Regions from separate parts of the Mus musculus genome. Here all the other regions are linked to region 3. A link is a loop called in an ENCODE intact Hi-C map of the cell type or tissue named here. Cell type or tissue: heart. All regions are shown on one strand.

Evidence for each region. Peaks named below come from ENCODE experiments on the same cell type or tissue, not always from the same donor. Only the 100,000 strongest peaks of a DNase experiment are listed, where the experiment ranks them.
Region 1: it touches region 3 in a loop (3-fold over the local background); 2 of 42 quality-filtered maps call a loop at or near these places.
Region 2: a loop joins it to region 3, with 14 times the contacts of the local background. A loop is called at or near these places in 9 of 42 quality-filtered maps.

What each region holds. Positions count from the first base shown.
Region 1 is chr4:33,308,242-33,313,241 of GRCm38, reverse strand. It overlaps Rngtt (RNA guanylyltransferase and 5'-phosphatase), which reads right to left and starts at 2,931. Exons shown (of 16, transcript NM_011884.3): 1 at 2,718-2,931. The coding sequence starts at 2,781. In heart, no CTCF peak of the experiment used is centred here; a DNase peak (open chromatin) is centred at 2,971; H3K4me3 peaks cover 1,642 bases; H3K27ac peaks cover 1,297 bases.
Region 2 is chr4:33,245,825-33,250,824 of GRCm38, reverse strand. Pnrc1 (proline-rich nuclear receptor coactivator 1) reads left to right here and starts at 2,038. Exons shown (of 2, transcript NM_001033225.2): 1 at 2,038-2,877; 2 at 4,318-5,000. The coding sequence starts at 2,428. The coding sequence ends at 4,761. In heart, a CTCF peak has its summit at 1,785; DNase peaks (open chromatin) are centred at 2,174 and 3,034; H3K4me3 peaks cover 3,631 bases; H3K27ac peaks cover 3,685 bases.
Region 3 is chr4:33,028,367-33,033,366 of GRCm38, reverse strand. Ube2j1 (ubiquitin-conjugating enzyme E2J 1) reads right to left here and starts at 1,987. Exons shown (of 8, transcript NM_019586.4): 1 at 1,751-1,987. The coding sequence starts at 1,781. It overlaps 4933421O10Rik (RIKEN cDNA 4933421O10 gene), which reads left to right and starts at 2,044. Exons shown (of 2, transcript NR_036602.1): 1 at 2,044-2,510; 2 at 2,846-5,000. In heart, no CTCF peak of the experiment used is centred here; a DNase peak (open chromatin) is centred at 1,946; H3K4me3 peaks cover 2,920 bases; H3K27ac peaks cover 2,008 bases.

The DNA of each region.
Region 1 (5,000 bases), 280 kb before region 3:
TTCAACTCACACCAATACTAAATGCTGGGAATTACACACATATGCCACCATCTCTGCTTAAAATCTTTCAATCACTTTTATTAACTGTTTATATAGCTTTATTGACTGAGGATTTCATATGAAATCTTAAGGAATGCTTACAAAATACAAAATAGAAGAATCAACGTAAACAAGCGCAGAATCTCTGCTTCTAACAATTTCATACACTGCTAGGCAATATTGTAAAATATGTTTAATATATACACATAAAACCTTTTTCTTCATTAAAAAAAAAACAGTAAGTTGCAAGTTAGTTAAAGCTTAAAACTTTCACTTTTTCTTTTTCTAAATTTGAGGCAGGGTCTCATTATGCAGCCCCAGCTGGCTGGAACTCACTACCTAGGACAGGCTGGCCTCGATTCACCAGCCTCTGCCTCGTATGCTGGCATTAAAGGTCCGTCCCACCACACCCTGCAAATGCAAAACTGTTGGGAGAATGAAAAGACAAGCTAGAGTGGAGTTGACGAGTATAGAAGGAGCTATTTGACCAACTCAAGCGCCCTTTAAAAAGTGGGGCTCTAGGGAAGGGCAGGCATATTTGTTCCCGACATCTCGGAAGCAGAAGCAGGATCAGGAATTAAAGCTGATCCTCAAACTACATTGGCCATAGTTCAAGGCCAGCCATACAAACACACACAACGTGAGAGTGCATGATGTTTGCATTTATTAAAGGATGTACGCCATCAATGACAGAAAGCAGATCAACAGGACTACAGAAGTTTCATACAACAATGTATAGAAAGACTACTATGTGGAAGCTGTCATAATATTTTCCCTATGTCCATATGCTCAAACAGTCTCTAGGCAGCCACACAGTGGGTTACATAAGAAAAAAAATTGTATATTAAGGTGAAGTGTTTTAGGTAAACTGAATGGAACACATACCAAGAGCATGAGATTTAAACGTGTATGGGTTTTATGTTTAAACTCCCCTTTTTGAAGGTTTATGTATGTGTGTGCATGTGATAATTATGAGTATAATCCACATGTATGCAGGTACTAGAAGAAGCCAGAAGAGGCAATCAGATGTCCTGGAAGTGGAGCTGCAGGTGGTTGTGCGCCACTCTTCATGTTCTCTGGAACAGCAGCACTGAGACAACTCCCACGCTCCTAAAACTCATGTTTAAAGCAAGTTACTTGGCCATGACTTGGTGTCAGCATGGCCAGGTCTAGAGACGAACTGTAGCAGCAGAGCCCGTGGGTCCTTGTTAGTCTTAGAATGCCACCACTCCCATTTATCTGTCACCACATAATTGGTGCTTACTGGAATCTCCTGCCATGGGTACAAGTGTTCATACAAGTGTTACATCCACATAATGTAAAGCAACATAAATAAGAGAGGGGGGAGCAAGAAATTTTGAAGGTGGCAAAAATTCTGAGACTCCCTAAATTTAATTCCAAATGACGCCAGAAAAGATACCCAGTTAACCACCACATCCTGACCCACGCATAACACAACTGTTTCTTCCTATATGTGCTGAAATCTTCACATAAGCTCCATCCTAAAACTTCCTGCTTTGTGTTACCCAGCACAGCTTTAAAACAAAAAGTTACAGTTTTAATATACAGGTTTTAGCTCAAGAGTTAAGAAAAAGCCGGGCGTGGTACACGCCTTTAATCCCAGCACTCGGTAGGCAGAGGCAGGCGGATTTCTGAGTTCGAGGCCAGCCTGGTCTACAAAGTGAGCTCCAGGACAGCCAGGGCTATACAGAGAAACCCTGTGTCGAAAAAATACAAAACAAAACAAAAAAAAAAAAAAGAAAAAAGAAAGAAAGAAAAGAAAAAGAGAGTCACTCAGAATAAAGACAACCAGAAAGCAAGGGTGTGGGCTTCTAAGAGAGTGTGGGTACCAGCTAGCTCCTCAATAGGGAGCCACAGCTCACTGTATTTTGCCTGGTGTTCAGATAGCTAAAAAGAGAGAAAGGAAACGCTTATGTCTCATAACTCCGATAAGGAGACTTAGCAGATCTTTGCAAACACCTGCCCGATAATTACTCTATAGCTGAGTAAATCCTGTGAAAACAGAACTTGTATTCCTTCCTCAATTTTAATCACAAAAATGTTTTTGGCTTCTAGGTCCAGCAGACAAAGTTCCTAATTGCTATCTAACCCGGTTGCTGGTAACTGTGGAGCCTGGTCCTTTAAAGTTACCATGTGCGATGTCTCCACGGATTCAGAGAACTGTGCCTCCGTTATTTCATGTGTATTCCCTGGAATACATGTGTGTGGTCCAAAACTATCAAACTGTACACTTTGAAGTCACTGTTCTTTTAGCCAAGCAGTGACCCGAGCCTATAATCCCAGCTCGCAAGTTCGGGGATGAGTCCACTATACGTCAAACTCAAGATGGCAACATTCCGCAAAAAGTCAATTTTTAATAACAAAACCAAAAGTCCCCCGCTATCCAGCCTCGCGTCTCTTTAAGCTTTCCTTCAATTTCCAGGCTCACACCCAGCTACTCTCTTTCCGAAAACAAGTCTCGCCAAGACAGCGAGACCCAGTCTCCAAAATATCACAAAGAGGTTCACAAACTTTAAGCTCTAGAAGCGTCTGGTCCACCTCCGGTCCTCACTCCTCCGCCTTGCGGGAGTCCCGACTGGCGACCACCAAGCGCGCGGTCCCCCAGGCCCGGCCGGCGCAGTGAGATTCGAACCCTCCCGCAGCCCCCTCCCGGGTACCTGCCACCGGCTGACCGCGCCGCGGACAGTTCAGCCACCGCGGCGGGATCTTGTTGTAAGCCATGTCTGTGCCGCCTCGCCGATAGCTCCACAGCAAACCAGCCCGGACCCCAACGGCAGCAGCTCTACCCGGGTCCTCAGCGGCGCGCCACTTTCATTCAGGTTCGACTCCGCGGCTCCCGGCGAACCCACAATGCACTGCGACTTCCGCCCCAAAGGGCCCGCCCCCTTTCTTCCGAGGTCAGGCGAAATGGAAGCCCCGCCCAAGTGAGGGAGGGGAAGCTGCTGAGAACTAGATAGGCGGTTCCACCTGGCCCGCCCCCTTCAGCCCCGCCCCTGTATCTCAGGGCGCCGGCCTCTGCCACGCCCCGCCCCTGTTTTGCCTTTGTGAGTACTCTAATGACTGGTGTCTCTTTTTTTCCATCTAAACCGGAGAAACCCCCAAAGTAGAAGGAATCCAAGCTTCTTTCCACCTGTGGACTGACCTGCTACATTCAGAAGGGTATTTCACAGGTGAAAAAGTGCTTTTCCGTTAATCATAGCTCAAATTTGATGTCTCTGCTGGATCTGGGTCATTTGAGAATCCTCCCTTTACCTGCATCAAAAAGTCCGGAAAACCAGAGTCTAGGTTATTATAAATGAGTTTTCTTTTTTTGGCGAAGTGTAGGGGACGTGCTTCCGACGACCCATAAAACATCAAAAATTAGTTCCAGAAGCCTTAAGACTATCATTTCTGGAGCAGATGGTTTTGATGTGGTGTTTGTTTGTTTTGTTTATTGCTGGTTTTCACCTTTTTTTTTTTTTTTTTTTTTTTTTTTTTTTTGGTTTTTCGAGACAAGGTTTCTCTGTATAGTCCTGGCTGTCCTGGAACTCACTTTGTAGACCAGGCTGGCCTCGAACTCAGAAATCCACCTGCCTCTGCCTCCCGAGTGCTGGGATCAAAGGCTTGCGCCACCACACCCGGCTTCGCCCATTCTTGAGATTTAAAACACCATATGAAAAGCTGTAGCTATAAGCTTGGTTGTGGGCCACTAGGAGCAAGCTGGTTCTTCCTTATAATCCCTTCAGTCATCAACTTGACATGCCTGAGAAGAGGAAACCTCGATTGAGGACCTAATTGACCTGTGGCCCTGTCTATTGGGCATTTTCTTGATTGCTAATTGTGGTGGTTTGACTGTGCTTTGCCCATGGGAAGGGGCACTGTTAAGTATGGCCTTATTGGAGGAGGTGTAGCCTTGTTAGAGGAAGTGTGTCACTGTGGGGTGGGCTTTGAGGTCTCTGTGTGTGTGCGTGCGTGTGTGTGTGTGTGTGTGTGTGTGTGCACGCGTGCGCGCACGCACGCACGCTCGCACATGATCAAGTCTGGCAGAGACAGTCTCCTCCTAGCCGCAGTTGGATCAAGACATAGAACTCTCAGCTTTCTCCAGCACCATGTTTGCCTGGATACTGCCATGTTTCATGCCTTTATGATAATGGACTGAACATCTGAACCTGTAAGTCAGCTACAATTAAATGTTGTCCTGGTCATGGTGTGACTTCACAGCAATGGAACCCCAAACTATGACACTAATCAATGGCAGAGAGCCAAGCCATTCCTGATCCGATGGGTTAGTGGTTCTCAACCTTCCTAATGCCGAGACCCTTTTAATACAGCTCCTCATGATATGGGGCCCCAGCCATAAAATTATTTTTGTTGCCACTTCATAACTTAATTTTGCTACTGTTATGAATTGTAATGTAAAAATTTTTTAATTTTTGAAGATAGAGGTTTTCTAGGGACTTGCAACCAGGAGGTTGAACACCAAAATCAACTGGCAAGGCTGTATAGGGAAGCTAGCTGAGCAAGCCAGGGATGTCAGCCTGAGTTTCTCCAGAGTTCCTGCCTTCAGGCTCCTGCCCTTGCTTCCTTTCTTGATGGACCAAAAGGCCAAAGAAATCCTTTCCTCCCGAAGGAGCTTTCAACCAGGGTTTGATTTACAGTGACAACAAAAGTAATCAAACGAAGGCTCAAAAGAATAAATCTAAATCCTACCTCTGGCCTTAGGTGAAGGGAGGCACAATCTGACTAAATTTACAGCTTTTTTTTTTTTTTTTACTATTGATCCCACCCTTTAGAGTGTCAATCATCTGACCAGGAGAGCTGCTAGTTTGCCTAGGCAGGCCTGCTGAGGAGTTGGAAGGAATAATTTCTGCTTATTCTCCCCCTAATGAGATACTGTATTTACATACCCAAAGTCCTCCCCCCCCCCCCCCGTAATAGAGTTACTTAAAGATTTTCACTAA
Region 2 (5,000 bases), 220 kb before region 3:
GGAAATTGAAGCTCTCACTCAGGGTTCTTAGTCTCACTAATAAGGTAGTTTAGAACAGAAGCTCAAGGAGTTTATTAGTTTTGTTTTTTTCCCAAGACTGTAAGGCAGGCATGGTGTAAATCTCAGCAGCTGTCTGGAGAGAAAAGATGGAGAAGAGGGAGAGAAAAACGTCTTTTTGTAAGGGGCCACAAGGAGAAAGGGGTTAGACAGCTTCAGAGGAAAGTGAACAATCCCAGAGTGCCCGGGAAAGCATTCCGGAGTCCAGAATCTGAAAGTAAAAGAGATGAAAAGGAAGTTACCAAAAGGTCATTTTTCTACTCTGGCAAGTGGTGGGTTCCAAACTTTGACTAGGAGATAGCTGTCTCTTGATGAGCCTCAACAGAGTCCCGATCAAGGGAACTGCATGCAACGACTACCACTTCAGAAGTGCTCACCCTGACATCATTTACAAGAAGGGCTGAAATCGCCCGGCTTGGTAGCGCATGCCTTTAATCCCAGCACTTGGGAGGCAGAGGCAGGCGGATTTTTGAGTTTGAGGCCAGCCTGGTCTACAAAGTGAGTTCCAGGACAGCCAGGGCTATACAGAGAAACCCTGTCTCAAAAAAAAAAAAAAAAAAAAAAGGTCTGAACTGAAATCAGGAATGGATATTCCTGACTTTCACCATCATCTGTTCACTATCAAAGAATCAATGTACTGGGAGTGGCTGTGTAGAAAGAAGTAAGATGTCAGGGCTCCCTTCTGGGATCTCTAGCCTGAGAACAAAGACATTCCCTACTGCTGGCCAAAGACAATGGAACTATTCCCTGCCTCTAACCTCCTAGCTCATTCCCATCTTCTGTTCTCCTCACAGTGTGTGTGTGTCTATGTGTGTGTGTGTGTGTGTGTGTGTGTGTAGTGGAAGCAGGTTTGCGGCAGAATGTGTTTGGAAGTCAGAGGGCCACTTTGTGGTTTTGGCTGTCTTTCATTTTTAGGTGGCTTACAGGGATGGGACTCAGGCTGCTAGGCTTATATAGCAAGCATTTTAATTACTCACTGATCCATCTAGATGCCCTGCTCTTTTTATTATGAGGCAGAGTCTCATTAAATTCCCTACACTAGAAATTTCCCATCCTCTACTTCTGCCTCTCCAGGAGCTAGTGTTACAGGTCTTGACCTTGCCATACCTAGACCAGAGTTCAGATTCTTCTGTTAATTTTTTAATGATTTGTGTCTAATTCTTTAGTCTCTTGTATGCCTTACTGTAAAATGATTAAAAAAAAATTATTGGACAATGGTGACATGGGCCTTTAATCCCAGCACTAGGGAGGCAGAGACTGGTGTATCTCTGTGTTCGAGGCCAGCCTGGTCTACAGATCGAGTACAGAGTACAGCCTGGGCTACACAAAGAGTAACGCCATCTCGAAGAAAGAAAAAAGAGGAAACTAAATAAATAAAGCCCCAATCATTAAAGAAGTATGTTTCAAACAAGATGAATTACAGAAATTGGTTCTGAGGTCCTATTTGGTAACTGGTGTCTACAGTTCTTTTCTGTATTAAACTGTGAGTAGAGAATTCTGTTAACCCAGTTAGCTAGCAACTGTAGCAGAGCTGTTTTCTCTGGGTGGGACAAAGGCCAATTGGTTGGCAGCAGCATCAAGTTTCAGGGGCAATGTGAGATCTCAAGAGACTCCCAGAGATCTTTAGCTATAAAGGCAGTAAAAAATTAAAGGCCCATTTTCGGCATTATAGAGTACTTCTGATGAGCTGAAGAATCCTTCAGTAAACCCTTTTTTATTTTCACCACCAGGGTTAATTGGCAGCGTCGGAAAACCGAATGAGAAACCACATAGCCAAATTTCACTGTAGGTTAAATGGAGGCAGATCTTCACCAGTGCTGTAAATCCTTAGTGAAATAAATCCTTAGTGTTCTCCGAAATCTCTTAAAATTTTTATGTAGGGCTGAAATCGAAAACCTACAAAGCAGTCCTTTCTGGAGGTCAGAAGCTTCCTAGTTCCTCCACCGCCTCTCTCCTCCTCCTCCCCTGCCCCACCCCCAGGCTACCCCAAAGGATCGCTGCCAGGGAGGTGAGGCAGAAGTCGAACTTCATTGTTCACGGGACACTCTCGGTAAGAGCCCGTTGGGCGCGCCTGCGCAACGTGCGCTCTTTGTGAAGGGCTGCAGCAGGCTGCTTGTTTGTGTCTTGCCTCGGGGCGCGGAGGCGGGACCGAGGGAGTGGCCTGGCAGGCGCACGCGGATTGGGCCGCCGCAGGGAGGTGGGCGGGCACGGGGCGGGGCCTCGGGTAACAACACTGGCCGCGGTGGCCAGCGCTATTTGTTGCTGCGCCGCCTCGCCCGAGTCATGGTCCTTGCTCCGAACCTTCCAGCAGCAGCCTCCGCCGCCGCCCCGTGACTCCTGCTCCCCGCCTTTCTGCCGAGTCCCCGCGCCATGACCGTCGTCTCCGTCCCACAGCGAGATCTCGCTCTGAGCGGCCGCTTAGCGCCGCTCGGGTTCCTCGGGGCCCTCCCGATGGTGAACCCGGCCCCGCCGCCCTTGCCGCGCCTTCCGGACCCGCGCGCGCTGCCACCCACCCTCTTCCTGCCGCACTTCCTCGGGGGGGACGGGCCGTGCCTGGCGCCCGCGCCTCGCACCACCGCGCCGTCCGGCTGCACCTTGGCCCCGGCGGCTGCCCCGCGGGCGGCGCCCAAGAAGCGGCGGAAGAAAAAGGTGCGGGCCAGCCCGGCCGGGCAGCTGCCCAGCCGCTTCCACCAGTTCCAGCAGCACCGGCCGAGCCTGGAGGGTGGTCGCAGCCCGGCGCCGGGGCCAATCGTCGCGCAGGAGGAGCGAGGTCTGGCGGCCACTGCCCTGCTCCACAGACAGCCCCCACTCGCGAAGGAGGTAGGGCCGGTGGGGGCGGGGCGGCTGTTTACTCGGGAGGGAAGTTTCCGTGACGCTCGCTCGAGTGGTGGGGCGGAAGCGGGAGGGGGGCTGGGCGGCTGCGCTGGCGCCGCCCATTGGCTCCGGAGCCAGCCAATGGGAGCGGCGGCTACGGCCCAGCAACAGCCTGCATTTAGAAGCTTGGCGGCGCTCCAGGGGGTTTCGGCGTTCGGGGCTCAGGGACCTGCGGAGGGCTGACGTCAGCCCGCTACGTGCAGCGCTCTGGGGCGCTCATGAAGGCGGTGCTGGGTGGGGGCGGAGGCGCAGGCGCAGGCGCGGTGCCCAGTGGGGCACCGGGCGGGCGGGACCCACGCACAGCCAGATCCGCTGAGTCGGACTGCTGTTGGGAAGTTGGCAGGAGTCTCCGTCTGATGCCCGACGCGAAGGTGTCCCGGGCCCTGTGCAGGCCGGCACGAGCTTGCCTCGCTGGAGGGGGCTTCTAAGCAGCGCCCTGAATGAGTTTTTAGAAGTTATAAAATGGACTCCTCGGTTAACGGATCTGGATAACTGGGATACAGTTTTGTCGAGGCTAAAGGATTTGAGAGTTGTCTTAGCATGAAAAACAAAAGCCGAAACCACCTTTTTCATACAGCTTGAAGAATTCTTTGTTGGTAGTGACACGAAAAGCAGCCATTGTACTGAAATTGTACTTGATCAAGATGTGCCCATGAAGAGGAATAAGAATTTAGATCCTGAAGTGGTTTTTTGTTTGGTTTGGTTTGGTTTTTAGTTTTTCAGACAGGCACTTGCATTAGCTTAGAACTCACTGTACATTGGAGAAGATTCTATTTTTCAGAGGCAGTTTTGAACGGGAAAGACAGTATGACCTTGTACTTGGGTCTCAGTTTTTGTGTCCTTACTATATCATGCAAGCATCAGAGGGGCAGTGATCTAAGGGTGTTTTCATTTGGTGCACATTTCTGTAGATTATGCTGGGAAAGTTACTACAGTGCAAAAGTTTGTGGCCTGTTAGGATTCGGGCTGTAGCCCCGGCTGGCCTGGAATTTACCTTTCTGCTTCTGCCTTACAGACCTTTTGGCTGAGCTTAGAAGGTCGTCCATGAAGTTGCTGAATCTGAAAGGCAGACGGGAACTTTTTTTCTAACCTATAGAGGACACTTGTTCCTTACTGTTGTTTACAGTTAGAAAAGATGGACATTGAGTTTTTTTTAAGTGATATTTTTCTGAATGTAAGTTTGATATATGCTATAATTAACAGCATCAATTCAATAGCAACATAAGAGGCGTGCACATTTGAACATCCAGTAGTAAGCACATCCCACACATAACGTATTTATTTAAAACCGGATTAAATTCTAGAGGACTTTAAAAGCAAGTTTGTAAAATATATGTAAAGATAACTTTTATCTTGAAAATTGCTCACTTTTGTGTTCCTTTGTAGGTTTTAAAATCAAAGATGGGAAAATCGGAGAAAATTGCCCTTCCCCACAGCCAGCTTGTGCATGGTATACACTTGTGTGAACAACCAAAGATAAACAGACAGAAAAGCAAATACAACTTGCCACTAACCAAGATCACCTCTGCAAAAAGGAATGAAAGTGACTTTTGGCAGGATTCTGCTTCCTCCGATCGAATGCAGAAGCAGGAAAAAAAGTCTTTTAAAAATACTGAGAACATTAAAAGTAACCATTTGAAGAAATCAGCATTTCTAACAGAAGTGAGCCAAAAGGAAAATTACGCCGGAGCAAAGTTCAGTGACCCACCTTCCCCTAGTGTCCTCCCAAAGCCTCCGAGTCACTGGATGGGAAGTACCGCCGAGAACCCCAGCCAGAGCCGGGAGCTGATGGCAGTGCACTTGAAAACGCTCCTCAAGGTGCAGACCTAGGCTTGCGTCTGCAGTGTGTGGTAAACATCGATTTCCCCAGACCTTTGGACTCGAAAGGAAACGGATACAGCAGTGAAAACTTGCCCTGTTGCAGCATCCGACACAATGAGCTTAAGTCACACAAGCAGCTTGTATTATATTTTATATTTTGTAAATACTGTATACCATGTATTATGTGTACATTGTTCATACTTGAGAGGACATTATAGTTTTGTTATGAAAGTATGTATTTTGCCCTG
Region 3 (5,000 bases):
ATCACCATACCCATCTAGAAATGTATTAAATTTCTAAAGTTGCTTAAATTTTATCATAATCTTGGGTACAATAGCCTATCAAGAAGGAGAAATTTGGGGCTGAAGTGAGGTCTCAGAAGTTAAGAGCACTGCCAGCTCTTCCAGAAGACCTTATAAACTGACCCAGATGGTAGCTTACAGCTGTCTATAACTCCAGTTCCAGGGGATCTTACATCCTCACACAGACATACATGCAAGGGAAAAAAATGCACATAAATAAAAAGATAGATAAAAGGAAGTTGTTAAAAAAAAAAAAAAGATTGAACAATTTCCTGACAACATTTCACACTGCATTATTCTCTGGACATCTGCCTAAGGACCTCTGCTGCTCTAGGTGTGACTAAGTACTGTACAATTTACTGCACAGTTTGATTTTAAAAGTCCAACAAATTTAGCTAGGTGGCAAACACCTTTAATGTCAGTTCTGGGAAGGCAGGGGCAGGAGGATCTCGGCCAGCTTGGTCTACAGAGTGAATTTCAGGACAGCCAGAGCTACACAGAGAAACTGTCTCAAAACAACAACAACAAAATTCCAACTAATTTAATCATTCTGGCATCAAAATGGTAAAATCCAGGCATTTCTACTTTCTCTGACCTTTTTTAACTCTTCAGGTTTTAAGTGATGGGCTGAAGACAGAGACATGTCCCATTAAAATTCAGCCATATAATTCTTACACAGGCGTGGTCAAATTTTAAACAAACACCGTAGAAATGACTAATTCTACATCTGGTCCCTAAGGCCACTTACTTATCAGCATTCAAGCTAACAACATTCTGTTCAGCCAATATTCTCTGGCTTTTCCTTTATATATTCTAAAAATTTAAAATATATATATATTTTTAAAAAGATTCACAATACCAACTCTTTCCCATAAAGATATCAGACTTAAGTCCAAACTAAGAAGCAGTGTGGGAAAGAAAACAAACGGTGACGAGAGTTCTAGTTCAATGATCATCAATACCCTGAGGCTTATTATTCAGAGCTAACAGGGAGGAGTTTTTTCCCCCTGACAAATTATCAAAGTACATTTTTTAGGCTCCAGTAATTTGTGCTACGTCTGCCTTAAAAGATATGACAACTGATAATGGGTTTTTTGTTTTTTGTTTTTGGCATTGTTTTTAGTGCACCAGAAAATAACTGGAGGCCAGGATTGTCTGAGGGCATTAACTGAAGGAAAGAAATTCAAAGTAGCAATCAACCCCCCCAAATCATGGTTAATTCCCAAGTGCACAGCTCAACTAGTTTAGCTACAGGACATATTTTTTTTTTCTACGTCTATAAATTCTCCCCCAAATACTGAAATTGGATATTTCAACCACAATAAAAATGGGATATTTCAAATGTGAGTCAAACACCTAACAAAAGTTCGTCGGCAGAGGCGGAGGGGACACGAAGGACGCAGATGCGGCCAGGGATGGTCAGTAGTGCGGACCGTCGTCGCCTTCGCACCTGCCCTTGGCTCGGCTGTCTCCTGCTTCGCTCCGCAGACACCGGGAGGAAGAGGCCAGGAGCGGAGGAGCGCCAGCGCATCGGGGGATCCGCAGCGGCCGCCCGCTCTGCGGCCTGCACCCCCGGACCGGCCGCGGCCTCGCGTAAAGCGCGAGCCCGGAGCAGCCGCGAGGGCCGGCGGACACGAGCGGGCCGAGGCGCCGCGCTCTGAGTCCCGGGTCCCCCGCCCGTCCGCCCGCCCGCCGCCCCAGCCCGGCTCACCCGGGCTCTTCAGGTTGTAGCGGGTCTCCATGGCGGACGTCCCCGCTGCCGCTCTCGTCGGCGCCGCAGCTGCCCGGGTCTCGCGCGGCGGACGCGCCTAGCGAGGGCCTCCGCTGACACCGCCCAGTCCAGCCCGACCGCGGGCGAGGTGCGTGCCGCGGGGTCCGCCTCCCTGAGGGCCGGCCGGGCGCCGGGGCGTCGCCGAACGGGGCGCCGGGCTGCGGACGGCCTGCGGGACTGACGTCCCGGCTGACGCGCCGCTGCGTCACCGCCGGCGCCGGGTCTGTGAAGTCGGCCTGACGTGGCGGGCGCTTCGTGGCGGTCGGTCACTCGGCAGCGGCGGTCCCGCGAATCCCGCCCGCCCGGCAGCCCTGGGGAGACGGGCGGCACCCTCGTCGTCCCCTCGGCCCAGCCCGGGAGACCGACTCGCCGCGGGCCCTTCAGGGGTTCCCGCGGAGCTCGCAGGGAGCTCGGAGGAACGGCGCAGCCCGGAGCGGCGGGCGGGCGAGCGCGGCCTGGGACTGCGGCGCCGTGATGTGCGCTTCTCCGAGCCCGCAGTTGGCCTCGGTGCGATGGACGGGAGTGGCCCCTAGCTCCGCGGTGCGGTTAGCTAAGGCAGCGTTTTTCGGGGTGCATCAGAACCTCCCAGAAATAAAACCAAGGGGTCGCCTGGAATGTTAATAAAAACGCATAAATGGGACAGGTCGGTCTGAAAGAGATGCGGTGCGTTTGTCTTTTCGGATCATGGAGGACAGAGAAAGTAAGGTTCTGGTTCGGACGGCTTACCGAGATAAAAGGGCCTCAAAAAAGGGAGGGAGCCAGCGGAGATTAGAGAAGGTTATAGGTGGAATGAAGATTAACCAATTAGACAGATTAGTGTTCTTGTTTAACATTGTCAAATGTGTTTGTGGGAATGTCAGTAATTTTTCCCAGCCGTCTGAAGGAGGAGGGAAAAAAAAAAGATTTAAGTGGCATCTTCTAAGCCATTAAAGGCGATGTTTTCTGAATAGTACGGTGATAATCTGAAGAATAGAGAAGCAAGCAAAACCGAGCTTCAATGTGCTTCTCCATTAAGCTTTCATTCTTTGTGTTCAGTCCTCAAATTTAGCATCCAGCAACCTGCGCTGCTCCGACCGGCCCCATGACCAGGCCTGCCGAGGGGGTGTAGTCGTTCCCATCCGCCCGCCAGCCAGACTCGGAAGGCACTTTGCCCTGAGGCTCTCCTCTTCCTCCCAACAATGGAGATAAGGATGTTTCTCTTTTATTTTATTCTTGAAGCCACATCACCTCGTCCTTGGGGGCTCTTCCTTAGGTAAAAGACAGCAACAAATCCGGCATTGAGTTATGGGCCCATGGCAAAGCTTAATTATAATCACTGCAAGAGAAAAGTCAACTCTTAATTTTTTTCTAAATATAAACATGTACAGAGAGGGTAAATATGATTTTTTTTTAAAAAAGGAGTAAATGCTAAAAGTTACTAATTGCTTGACTGTTAACTGGGTCGGAAAGATTAATTTTCCCAGAAATGTAGGTTTGTCAAAAGAATACTTTGTTTCTTCAGAACAAATTCCCTCCTAGAAGAAAGTAACAATTTTCAGCAAACAAAAAGATTCCATCCCAAATTAAAATTTGGAAGAATTTCATCTTATTTTTTATAATAATCCTGACGATAACTTTAAAAAATAAAAAACAAACTTAAACCAGTTTCTGGCGATGCTGCAAATAACAAAAGATGAAGTTCAAAACACTTCAGAGTCTTGACAGCTTTGAGCTACAATCCCCATGTGTTGTATGTGTTGTTCCCCGTTTCTCTAGACAAAGCCCTGTGAATGTGGTCCCCTTCCCCTTAGCGTTGACATCCTGATACAAGCTCTACTGGACGTTGAATGCTTGATCAATTCATTTACTCTTCATGAGTGTTGGCAGTGACACAGATTATTTTAATGGTTGAAGAAAATTGAAGTCTTGAAGAAATTGAGCAGTTCATTTAAGTTCTCTTATTTATTTTGAGTACAGTGCAGGTTCTTAGCTTCTTGGTATATTTTACTGCTACAGTCCAGGTGAGACGTTATAGACCACCACACATATATAAGGCCAAATTACAGTCCTTTATTAAGCCAGCAACCAAGAGCAGGCTCTTGCCCCCAAAGACTCTCTCTGCTCAGGGTATAGCATTTCTAAAGAGAAACCACAACGGCATCGCATCGTCGGGGTCAGGGGAGCTTGTTTGCATTTGTTTTGACTATACAACCAGCAAATATTTTGGTTATGTATCTGAGCCATGGAAAGTCCCAAATGTGCTGCCAAGGCGGATGTGAATGTTGTTGGGGTGGGGGGAGGGTGAAGGAGCTGGGAAAGTGCTCAAGCAGACACAAAATGGAGCCCGAGTAAGATCAGGACAAAATGGTGTTACTTTAGTCATTTCACTCCTTGTTACTTTTAGTGTTTCTTTTAGTTACTTTTCAAATGCTTGATGTCTCTGTTTGGATTCCTTAGTTTCCAATGCGTGCCCACTGGCTTCTAGCTTTGTAACCAGAGCAGAGCCGGAAAGCTGGTCCCTGAAGTCTCTGGAAGGCAAGGCTGGTCTGCGTGGACCTTTAGCGTCCCGGCCTCTTCCTTCTCAGGAAGTCTTCTTTACCTGGATTTGGTGGATCCAGGGGGTGACACCTCTTACTTAGTATTTAGATGACTGTCCATAGTCTATCCATAGCCGACTAGCCCAGTGGCAGAGTCTCTGACTTACATTATCTGAACTCTTGGGAGCCAGGTGTGATGGCATATGCCTTTAATCCCGGTACCCGGAAGTTGGAGCCAACCTGGTCTACAAAGTCTACAGATCAAGTTCCAGGGCGACACAGAGAAACCCTGCCTCAATTAAAAACAAGGAGAAGGGCGTTCTCTTTTTACAGAACTAGCTAACTACCACTCAGCCATGGAATTAGCTTTTCCTCCTAAGAGGGGGAGAATGGGTAGCTATCAGGATGGCAGGTCCCATACCAGTGGGGATGGCAGGTCCCATAAGTACGAGGTTGACCCTGTTCGCACAACTCAGATGTTTGACAAACTCCCCTTTGTTTGAGAAGTTGCTATTTGTCTCTGTGTTGTCTGAGACCTTATCATACATGGCCTGCCCTAAGGGCTCAGGGAGCACTTTAGGAGGAGGACCGGGTATTAACTAGGTTCTGGCTCTCATAAATGGGAACTGAGCAATGGGGTAAGAAGGGTTGAGATCAGACTCTGAGTGTCAGAG